Linked DNA regions of Homo sapiens: region 2 is linked to region 1. Evidence: read pairs that join two places in POLR2A ChIA-PET (ENCODE). Cell type or tissue: MCF 10A. All regions are shown on one strand. Links, peaks and the distances in the headings refer to the core of each region. The heading gives the core; the rest is flanking DNA. Region 1 overlaps TNRC6B (trinucleotide repeat containing adaptor 6B). Region 2 has its middle 41 kb from the start of TNRC6B.

Region 1 (5,382 bases), core at 67-5,066:
TGCGTTATATGTAATTGCAGTGATCTGTGGCTGTGCAGGGGTTTTTTTTCCCCAGCAAGGGAAGGTGAAGAACACAGTTAGTTGGGGTTGGGGTTTGTCTGAGGTTGCGTGAGGATAGGCTTAGAAAGGTAGTGTGGGATAACCAGGGGGCAAGGTCTTTGGAGAATGCTGGTGAATATGCATGACAGTGCGTGTTAGGTTGAGAATAAAAGAACCAGGGGCAGGCAAATGGTCTGAAGAAAAGGAAAAGAAGAAGGAGTCTGGGTTGGAGGAGGTGGGAATTTACATCTTGGAAGGGCTTAAGATAGCACTTCCTGGGGTAAACCCCGGGCAGAGCATTCCTGTGTGCTTTACCTGTGCTAACTCATTTCATCTTCATGAAGACCCTGTGAGCTGGTGCGGAGAGACTGTGTTGCCCGAGGCTACACAGGTAGGAAGTGACCCCGATGGCCTCGGCTGCTGAGCTTCTGTGCTTGGGCATTATGGTATTCTGCCCTAGGAAGAAACCAGACAAAATACTTCTCCCAGGCCAGGTAGCATTGCAGTAGCTTCCTGAAGTTGCTGGGCCAGCTTTCCTTCCAGAAGAAATATTTGGCGTGGTGTGGAAGGGGGCTGTGAACTGTCTCCTCCCTTTTAGAAGAAATATCTGTATTTCAGGTAGCAGTGTCCTTGATACAGAACTCTTAGTTTTCCCCACCTGCTTTGCACATGCTTGAATGTCCTTTAATAGGAAACAAAGATGCCTAACATCTCACAATTGGGAAAGGCTTTAAATGCAATCAGCCTGTGAATTCTCTGAGCTGTAGCAGCTTCTGTGTTTACTTGTCCTCCCCCCACCAATAGAGAAGAAAAGCCAGAGTGGCTGGTCCCTCCACCAGCTTGGGGAAGGGGAGGGGGAGACTTTTAGGCACTGTGGTCCCTAAAAGGAGGCGAACTGGTGTTTCCTGCTACAGAACACTGGTGCATCTGCAGTGGTTTGGGGAGGACGTCTGAGTCCTGTGATGTATCACTCAGGGTCTAGGCCCTTTGTAAACCCAGGGGAGACCTGCTTTAAATTTTGCTGGGAGCCCTCCTTTAAATTTTGCTTGGAGGCCTTTTGGAAGCGCAGAGGCTTTGCAAATGACACATGCAGACAGCTTTATCCTTCTGTGTGAAGAAGAATTATTTGCAGAGACAACAATGTATGTTCATGGTACCTTTTTTGTTTGCATTTTTTAAATGTCTGGCTTTGCTCTTGAGGCAATTTGGAAGGATTGCCACTATATTTTCTTGGATGTAAACAAATTATAATGGTTTTAAAAGAAACAACACACCAAAACCACATCATCTTACATGCCAAGGAAGTTTAGATATTTCAGATATTGAAAATATAGAGCAAATAGATCATCTGGCATTATTTACTGATAATTCTTAGATTAATTCCTGATCCCAGTGTTTTCTTTTGAGGCCACGTGTTTGAAATGTCTAACCTGCTGGGACCTTTCCAGCTCTGCTTGATTCACTATTAGGGACTAGCTTTTTTGCCTTTGTCGTCTTCTCTTTTTTTTAATTTATTAGAGACAGGGCTTTGCTCTGTCACCCAGGCTGGAGTGCAATGGCACGATCTTAGCTCACTACAGCCTCAAACTGGAGCCAAACAATACTCCTGGGTTAGCCTCCCAAGTAGTTAGGACTACAGGTGCACACCACCACACCTGGCTAAATTTTTCTGTAGAGACGGGGCCTTGATATGTTGCCCAGGCTGGTCTCAAACTGCTGACCTCAGGCAATCCTCCTGCCTTTGCCTCCCAAGGTGCTGGGATTATAGGCATGAGCCACCATCCTCAGCTTTATTTTGTTTTGTTTTGTTTTGTTTTGTTTTTTGAGACGGAGTCTCGCTCTGTCGCCCAGGCTGGAGTGCAGTGGCGCAATATCAGCTCACTGCAAGCTCCACCTCCCAGGTTCACACCATTCTCCTGCCTCAGCCTCCCCAGCAGCTGGGACTACAGGCGCCCGCCACCACGCCCAGCTAATTTTTTTTGTTTGTTTGTATTTTTAGTAGACGGGGTTTCACCGTGTTAGCCAGTATGGTCTCAATCTCCTGACCTCGTGATCCGTCTGCCTCAGCCTCCCAAAGTCCTGGGATTACAGGTGTGAGCCACCGCGTCCAGCCTTTTTTTTTTTTCTTTTTAATACACTGCTAGGTTGGCCCATAGTGCATCATATTGTTAACACCTTTGATTTTAAAAATTGCTTACCTCTAATGGATTTTTTTCTTTTTTTGAGACAGGGTCTCAGTCTGTTGGAGTGCAATGTCACAATCTCAGCCTCAACCTACCGGGCTCAAGCAGTCCTTCCATCTCAGCTACCAGAGTAGCTGGGGCTACAGGCTCCACCACCATGCCTGGCTAATTTTTTTGTAGAGGTGGGGCTTTCTAATGGATTTTTAATAATGTGATCTTCTTCTATCACATGTTAAATCCTAATAGTTACTGGTACTTAATAGATCTAGAGGTAAAAACCAGATAACCCACCACTGAATAAATGAGTGCCTCAGTGGTCCAGGACCCTAAAACTGGGCCTCGTTGGAGTCTCTAGGACTTGTTGGCACCTTTATTTGGAAGTCAGGGTAGAAAAAACAGCTTATTTGTTCATTTCTTTCTCCTAGAATATTTCTATTCTCCTGAGGCAGGGATGAGTTGGTTGCTCATTTTTAGATTATGGAACTCTTGCTGATGTTTTTTTCTGGAACTCTTGCTGATGTTTTTTTCTGGTTTCCCTTTGTTTGGGTCGGGGCAGTGATAGGGCAGATGTGGTTCAGGCTCGCAGTTATGACCTGTACTCTGCAGTAGCTTCTCTCTGAGGTTCTGTGTAACCAAATTTTAAAACATTGCTCTGAGTCATGCTGAGTTTTTCCATAAGGCTCTGGTCGGGGGGAAGGGACATGAACTGATTCATTAAGTGCCTATTATGCTGCACACACTTCCATTACCTCATTTAGTCCTCCCAACAACCTGATGTGGAGGATGGTTTTATCTTCATAAGAAAAAAGGAGTGCTGACAGCTCAGTGACCAGGCTGCAGCCATGTACACATGAGGAGGTGGAGGAACTGGGTGCTGTAACTCCACCAAAATTTTCTTCTCTTCCCAAGCTGCCTTAAACACAGTGCAGAGTGATTTGCTAATTGATTGGTTGAATCCCTGTATTATAAAGTGGAGTGTCTTAAAATATGGATGCAGATGACGGGAACAGCTTGCTGGCTTTATGGTGTCCTCAGCACTGCATTCATGATAAACAACAGGAGAATGAGACTGTGCTGATCGTGTGCAGAATAGGAGGTCTTTGGGAGCATCCCTGGCTGGCTGCTGAAAGGTGTTTTTCTTGTTTTTTTTTGAGACAGAGTCTCACACTGTTGCCCCTCGCTGGAGCGCAGCACATGGCTTGATCTCAGCTCACTGCAACCTCCACCTCCCGGGTTCAAGCGATTCTCCTGCTTTTCAGCCTCCCAAGTAGCTGGGATTACAGGTGCCTGCTACCACACCCAGGCTGATTTTTTGTATTTTTAGTAGAGACGGGGTTTCACTATGTTGGCCAGGCTGTTCTCAAACTCCTGACCTCATGATCTACCCCCCTCGGCCTCCCAAAGTGCTGAGATTACAAGCATGAGCCACCGCACCCAGCCGAAAGGCGTTTTTCTTTTTCTTTTTTTTTTTTTTTGAGACAAGTCTTGTTCTGTTGCCCAGGTTGGAGTGCAGTGGTGCGATTCATAGTTCAGTGCAGCCTCGACCTTCTGGGCTCAAGCTGAGATCCTCCTGTCTCAGCCACGCAAGTAATTGGGACTACAGGCATGAGCCACCGTGCCTGGCTAATTAAAAAAAACTTCTTTTAACAGAGACAGGGTCTCCCTGTGCTGCTCAGGCTGGTCTTGAACTCCTGGGCTCAAGTGATTCTCCCACCTCAGCCTCCCAAAGCGCTGGGATTACAAACATGAGCCACCATGCCTGGCCCATTTTTTCTTTTTAAGCAACATGACAGATTAACTAAAAAAGAAAAATCACTGAATGGTTAAAAAGTTTACTTCAGGTGATTAATTGAAAAACCAATTGATTAATAAAGACATTTTTAAAGGATCTAAACTGTATTGAGTTTAAGTTGTAATTCTTAAAGCATAATCAGAAGGCTTATCAAAGCTATAACGAAGAAAATAGAAGTCATTTGTAATTAGACAATAATTAAAGGCAAGTACATGCCCAGTGATTTTAAAGTGCTTGAAAACAATTAGTTTTCTTAAGTAGGTTAAATATCTGGGTTACAAGCTTGTTTACACTATTAATTTACTTAGCAAACCTGTTCTTCATAGATGATGCAAAGTTGAATTTTAGTTTGGCCGTCTGAATTATTACAAGTTCTAACTTAACAGATATTCTTTAAAAAATACATTTTTACATTAATTCTTTTTAATTTTAAAAGCATTCTTCTTTTCTCTCTCTTTTCCTTCCTGAACAGTTCAGTCCTAGAGGCTATTAAGTGGGCTCAGCAAGGTGTTGGCCTGGCCAGGGGTATCAGAGCCTGAGTAGGATGAGGAGGGAGGGTCTGGTGTGCTGTGTCAGAGCCCAGGAGAGGTGAGAAGGGCATCCATTGCTTCTGGGATGCCCTTCCTGTATTGATTGGTTGAATATAGGAGGATTGATGAAATAAGTATGTTCAGGATAATGGCCCCCAGCAGCTCTCACTGTTGAAGAACATTACAGATATTGGAAAGGAGACAGCTAGAATTAACCCTGTGATGCTAGATCGGAATCAGAAGTATTGGTGTGAATGCCTGGATTTTAATAAGGACCGATAAAAATAGCAATAAAATCTTTGCAAAAGGCATGCATGCATGTGTATTTATATGCATATGTGTGTGCACATACATACGCACATCTGTTTCCTAGTTCTGTTGGTAGTAGAGGGGGAGGGTGCCTGGGAACAGCAGTATTCCAATAGCAGTGAGTGTATCAGGTTTCTAGATCTTGGCTTCTATATCCCATTTTCCACTAAAAGGAACCCCAGCTGCTTGGAGAAATGGCTGATTATAGGATTGGAGCAGGAATGTTTAACATGAGCCTGGAACATCTTGGGTTAGAAAGCAAAGAAGTCTTCAAAGAGTGATGAAAACATGCCAAAAGGACCCAGAGTCAGTTTGAAGCGGTTCCCACTGGCCAAATCTGAGTTTATTTCAAAATTTAAGAAGTGATAGTCATGGATTAGAACCTGCTGAGTAAAAAAGAAAACTAAGAGTTCTCACACAGCTTCACCTACTTTGTAAGAAAACCTATGTACGGACTTATCAGTAAATTCAGCATTTGAAGAATGGGTTCTCTAAATTTCAAAGTACTTCTTCAAAAATACTTAATGAT
Region 2 (5,382 bases), core at 184-5,183, 59 kb before region 1:
AGAACTTAAAGTTTAATAAATAAATAATAATGTATCAATATTGGTTCATGAATTGTGACAGATATACTAAGGTAACATGTTACTAACAGCAGAAACTGCATCCGGATAAATGGACTATCTTCCTAATTTTTCTGTAAATCTAAACCTGTTCTAAAAAATAAAGTTTTCATATATTTTTAAGACTCCATTACCAAGACAGCATTTTATTTCTCATAATTCTGTGTTTTCCTGGGCTCACTAGGGCAGTTCTTCTCTTCCAAAGTGGTATTGGCTGGAGTTACAGTCATCTGGAGGCCCAATTGGCCAGAAATGCCTGAAAGGGCCCACTCACATGGCTGGCAGTTGGTATTGGCTGTCAGCTAGGAGACCAACTTGAGGCTGTTGACCCAAGGTTCTCCTCCATATGACCTCTGCATGCCTTGGGTTTCTCACAGCATGGTGGCAGGGATTCAGGAGGGAGCATTCCAACTGTGCAGGAGCTGCAGACACCTTAAGCCCAGCCTTAGAAGTCACCCAGCTTTGCTTCTTCCCCAGTCTGTTGAATTAAAGCAAGTCACAGGACCATCCCAGACTCAAGGGGAGGAGAAACAGACCCCACCTTTCAGTGGGAAGACTGACCTTAAATATGAGATCATCTTTCATCCACCATACAGCGACTAGAGTGTTGGGTGCCAGGGAGACGGGGGCATGGCAGAGCCCAGATTATCTTAGGCTGAAGAGTTTCAAGAATAGACCACAGATTAAACAAATTTATTTTATTTTATTTTTATTTTAGCAACCTTATTGACACCTTGAAGTAGCAAATTTTTTTTTGTTTAATAGAAACATGTTCTTGCTCTTTTGCCCAAGCTGTAGAGCAGTGATGTGATGATGGCTTGCTGAAACCTTGAATTTAATGGGCTCAAGTGATCTTCCCACCTCAGCCTCCGGAATAGCTGAGACTACAGGTGTGCCACCATGCCTGGCTAGTTTTTCTTACTTTTTCTGTAGAGACTGGGTCTCACTATGTTGGCCAGGCTGGTCTCAAACTTCTGACTCAAGTGATCCTCCTGCCTCGGCCTCCCAAAGTGCTGAGATTACAGATGTGAGCCACTGCAGCCAACCAAAGCAGCAGACTTTTAAAGCAGGGAAATGAGATGTACATTTTACTTTATGATTTGCTGTGTTAGGATAACTGGTGTTGATGTAGAGAGGGTAGGTAGACTAGAATATCTGTATCTTTACATTCAGCTTCTCTAAAAGAAAAGAGGATTTAATAGGCCTACTTCAGCCTGTGGACTGATTTCCATTGGGTCCTGAGTTCTCAGGAGTTAGGAGAGCAAGAACCGTAGGTGAGGAAGTAGATCCCATAGAAGGTCAAATGAATTGGGAGGCGAGGACTGGCATTTCTGGCACGGTCTCCAGACCTGATGTAATCTTTCTTTATGGTTCTTAACAAAGATAGATTGGAATGCTTAAACTCTGTAGCCATTTCTCACTTTAAATGTAATGTAACTTAGGTCGATATTCTAAATGAGTTGGTGTTAGCTTACTAGTTGTAGAGATTCTGTAGCTCTAGACTTGAAATGTTCATTTTTTAAGTGAAATCTAAAACAGATATAGTAAAATTTGTTATAGAGCTGAGCCGTTGGGTGTCTGTGATCATATTCTCTGTACCTTTGTGTATGTTTATCTTGTGTGTGTGTGTGTGTGTGTGTGTGTGTGTATACTTTTTTTTTTGAGGCAGAGTGTTGCTCTGTCGCGTAGGCTGGAGTATAGTAGCCTGAACACAGCTCATTGCAGCCTGAACCTCTTGGGCTCCAAGGGATCCTCCTGCCTCAGCCTCCCGTGTAGCTGGGACCATAGATGCATGCCACCACACCGAGCTAAATTTTTTTTTTTTAACTCTTTTTGTAGAGACATGGTCTCACTATGTTGCCTAGGCTGGTGTTGAACTCCTGGGCTCAAGAGATCCTCCCACCTTAGCCTCCGAAAGTGTTGAGATTACAGGCATGAGCCACCATGCCTGGCCTGTATATTTAAATATTTATAATAAAACAATAAAAGTAAGCTCTAGGGTTTCAAATTTATAGCTATATATTTAAGTACCCACGTGTTTCTACTAATTACTGCAAATAAATATTTACTGAATCAGGAAGCTAACATTTTAGCTATTAATATAACATTATCATTATCAAAGGCAGCAAGTAAACGTAGTCTTTGTCTACAGAGAATAAAGTCATCTGTTGATTTGCTTAACATTAAAGATAGTTAAATAGGGTAACTTAGACATAAAATACACAGTAGTATTTGAATGATCTGTTTTAATTGGTTTCATTGACAAAGAACTGCAAGATCTGTTCTTAATATTAAGTGCTCATTTAGTCAAGAAAAGTGTTACACAGAAGTATTTTAGGAACTTGGTAATTTGTTTTGTTTGTGTTTTGGTAGGGGATGCAGAGAAAAAAGATTTACCCATTGTTTAATAAAGTCTTTTGCTTTCCAGAGCTTAGGATATCTCTACCTTAGGCTGGATCTGCTTTAGCAAAAGTGATAACAAGATTTCATGGATTTTGGTATTCTGAGAGCAGATTGGAAAAGCAAACATGCAGCGCAAGTGCTTTCCCCATTTGTTTACGTAGCTGGTAAGCAACATCATTTGGGTTGAACTCCAGGCCTGTCTGACTCCAGAGGCCATAGTAGTTCAATACTCCATCCTGGACAAGTTACACGGCAGAGTAATCAGCTGTTTCCTTATGTCAGATAAACTTACTGGAAAAGTCAGTTTATAGAACTATAGACTTCTATAGGTACAGAAGAATCCCTAAGAAGGGAGAGGGTGCTTTGTGCGTATTCAGAGCCACACATTTCTCCGGAGAAGAGATGGTTAGAGCATTGAGAGATGTCTGTGAGACCCTGGAGATGGAGTTAGAAGCAGAACCCCTGCAGGCAATAGGGAACTATTGAAGGATGTTAAGCAGGGGAGAAACCTGATGATCTGATGCATATTTTAGAAAGATGGACCTGCCGGGCCTGGTGGCCCACACCTATAATCCCAGCACTTTGGGAGGCCGAGGCGGGTGGATTACTTGAGGTCAGGAGTTCCAGACCAGCCTGGCCAACATGGTGAAACCGCATCTCTACTAAAAATACAAAAATTAGCCGGGCATGGTGGCAGGCGCCTGTAATCCTAGCTACTTGGGAGGCTGAGGCAGGAAAATCGCTTGAATTGGGAGGCAGAGGTTGCAGTGAGCCGAGATCACACCACCACACTCCAGCCTGGACAACAAAGCTAGACTGTATCTCAAAAAAAAAAAAAAAAAGAATGACCTGGCAGGAGTGTGGAGAAATGATTACCAACAGGCTGTAAAATGGAGACACGGAAACCAGTTAGGAGAGTTAGGAGTCCCCTCAGGAAGACTGAGGAAGGCTTTTGAAATAAGGCAGTAACAGTGGTCTGCAGAGGAGGGGACTGACAGGAGAAGCATACAGGAAGGATGGGAGGAGAGCACAAATCTGCAAAGAGTGGGTTAAATGATGCCATGTGAAATAGGAGATAGAGCAAGGTATTGGATGTAGCTGTTGTTACTGTTATCGTTATTTTTTTGAGACGGAGTCTCGCTCTGTTGCTCAGACTATTGTGTAGTGGTATGATCTCAGCTCACTGCAACCTCTGCCTCCCAGGCTCAGGAGATTCTCCTGCCTCAGCCTCTTGAGTAGCTGGGATTACAGGCACACACCACCATGCCCAGCTAGTTTTTGTATTTTTAGTAGAGACGGGGTTTCGCTATGTTGGCCAGACTGGTCTCGAATTCCTGACCTCAGGTGATCCGCCTGCCTTAGCCTCCCAAAGTGCTGGGATTACAGGCATGAGCCACCACGCCTGGCCTGTTACTGTTACTTTTAACTGGGTGTGGATTTTGAAATACTGAGGCACCTGCAGGCAGCCCAGGTAAAACTAAATTAGTAGGCATTTTAGAGCTCAGTAGAGAGAGAGGACATCAAGATACGTATTAGGAGTTCTCAGCATATAGGAATAGATGGGGCTGGGAGATGAGAAAAGGCTCAAGTATAGAACTGTAGGAAGTATTTCAGACTGTGTCCAACCTGAGCATGGATAAGAATTCACTCTCTCAAAGTACCAAAACAAACAAAACCCCAAACAGCAATTCAAAGTACTAAAAAAAAGTAAAAATAAAGGTAAATTAAGGAAAGAAAAGAATTAACTTGGATGTTCTTTCCTTTTCCTTTTCAGCAGCTTTATTAAGGTATACTTTACATCCTATAAAACTTACCCATTTATAGTATACAGCTCAATGGTTTTCAGTGTATTCACAGAGTTGTACCACCATCACTGCCATCTAATTTAAGAACATTGTCATTACTCCAAAAAGAAACTGTATCCATTAGCAGTCACTCTCTATTCCCTTTCCTCCCAGGCACAGGCAACCACTAATCTTTCCATCTCTACAGAATCACCTATTCTGAACATTCCATATAAATAGAATCATACAGTATGTTTTCCTTCTGTGTGATGTGAGACTTCTTTCAGTTAGCATCATGTTTTCAAGGCTATCCATGTTAAGCACATTATCAGTGCCTCAGTCCTTTGAATGGCTGAATAATACCCTATTGCATGGGTGTACGCATTTTTTTTTTTTTTTTTTTTGAGATGGAGTCTTGCTCTATGGCCCAGGCTGGATGGAGTGCAGTGGTGCGATCCTGGCTAACTGCAGCATCTGCCTCCTGGGTTCCAGTGATTCTCCTGCCTCACCCTCCTGAGTAGCTGGGATTACAGGCGCATGCTGCCATGCCCAGCTAATTTTTGCATTTTTAGTAGAGATGGGGTTTCACCATGTTGGCCAGGCTGGTCTCGAACTCCTGACATCAGGTGATCCTCCTGCCTTGGCCTCCCAAAGTGCCGGGATTACAGGCGCGAGCCACTGTGCCTGGCCTGCATTTTATTTATATACTCAACAGTTGATGAATATTTGGATGATTCCCACCTTTTGACTGCTATGAACATTAATAATATTATGAAATGAACATTTTAATGCTGCTTTGAACATTTGTGTACAAGTTTTTGTGTGGAATATATTTTCATTTCTCTTAGTTATATACCTAGGAGTGGAACTGCTGGGTCATATGGTTTAACTTTTTGAGGAACTGCCAAACTGTTTTTCAAGTGACTACACCATTTTATATTCTCACCAGAAATGCACGAGGGTTCCAGTTTGTCTGCATCATCACCAATACTTGTTATTGTCATCCAAAAGCTTTAACGTTTTAGCCCCCACAGTTAGGTCTGTGATCCGCCTCAAATTAAGTTTTGTATATAGTATGTGACATAGAGGTCATGGTTCATACATTTCCATGTGGTTATCCAGTTCCTCCAGCACCTTT

What was found. Peaks named below come from ENCODE experiments on the same cell type or tissue, not always from the same donor. Only the 100,000 strongest peaks of a DNase experiment are listed, where the experiment ranks them.
Region 2: POLR2A ChIA-PET joins it to region 1 with 5 read pairs; 9 of 35 experiments call an interaction of 5 or more read pairs at or near these places.

The regions. Positions count from the first base shown.
Region 1 is chr22:40,193,925-40,199,306 of GRCh38, forward strand. All of the region lies in intron 1 of TNRC6B (trinucleotide repeat containing adaptor 6B), which reads left to right. Among named protein-coding and RNA genes, the nearest start is that of TNRC6B, 19 kb to the left of the region's middle. RefSeq lists enhancers at 1,358-1,892, 1,893-2,425. In MCF 10A, for the core only: a CTCF peak has its summit at 134; a DNase peak (open chromatin) is centred at 2,887.
Region 2 is chr22:40,134,698-40,140,079 of GRCh38, forward strand. It overlaps a transcript of TNRC6B not described here. Among named protein-coding and RNA genes, the nearest start is that of TNRC6B, 41 kb to the right of the region's middle. In MCF 10A, for the core only: no CTCF peak of the experiment used is centred there; no DNase peak of the experiment used is centred there.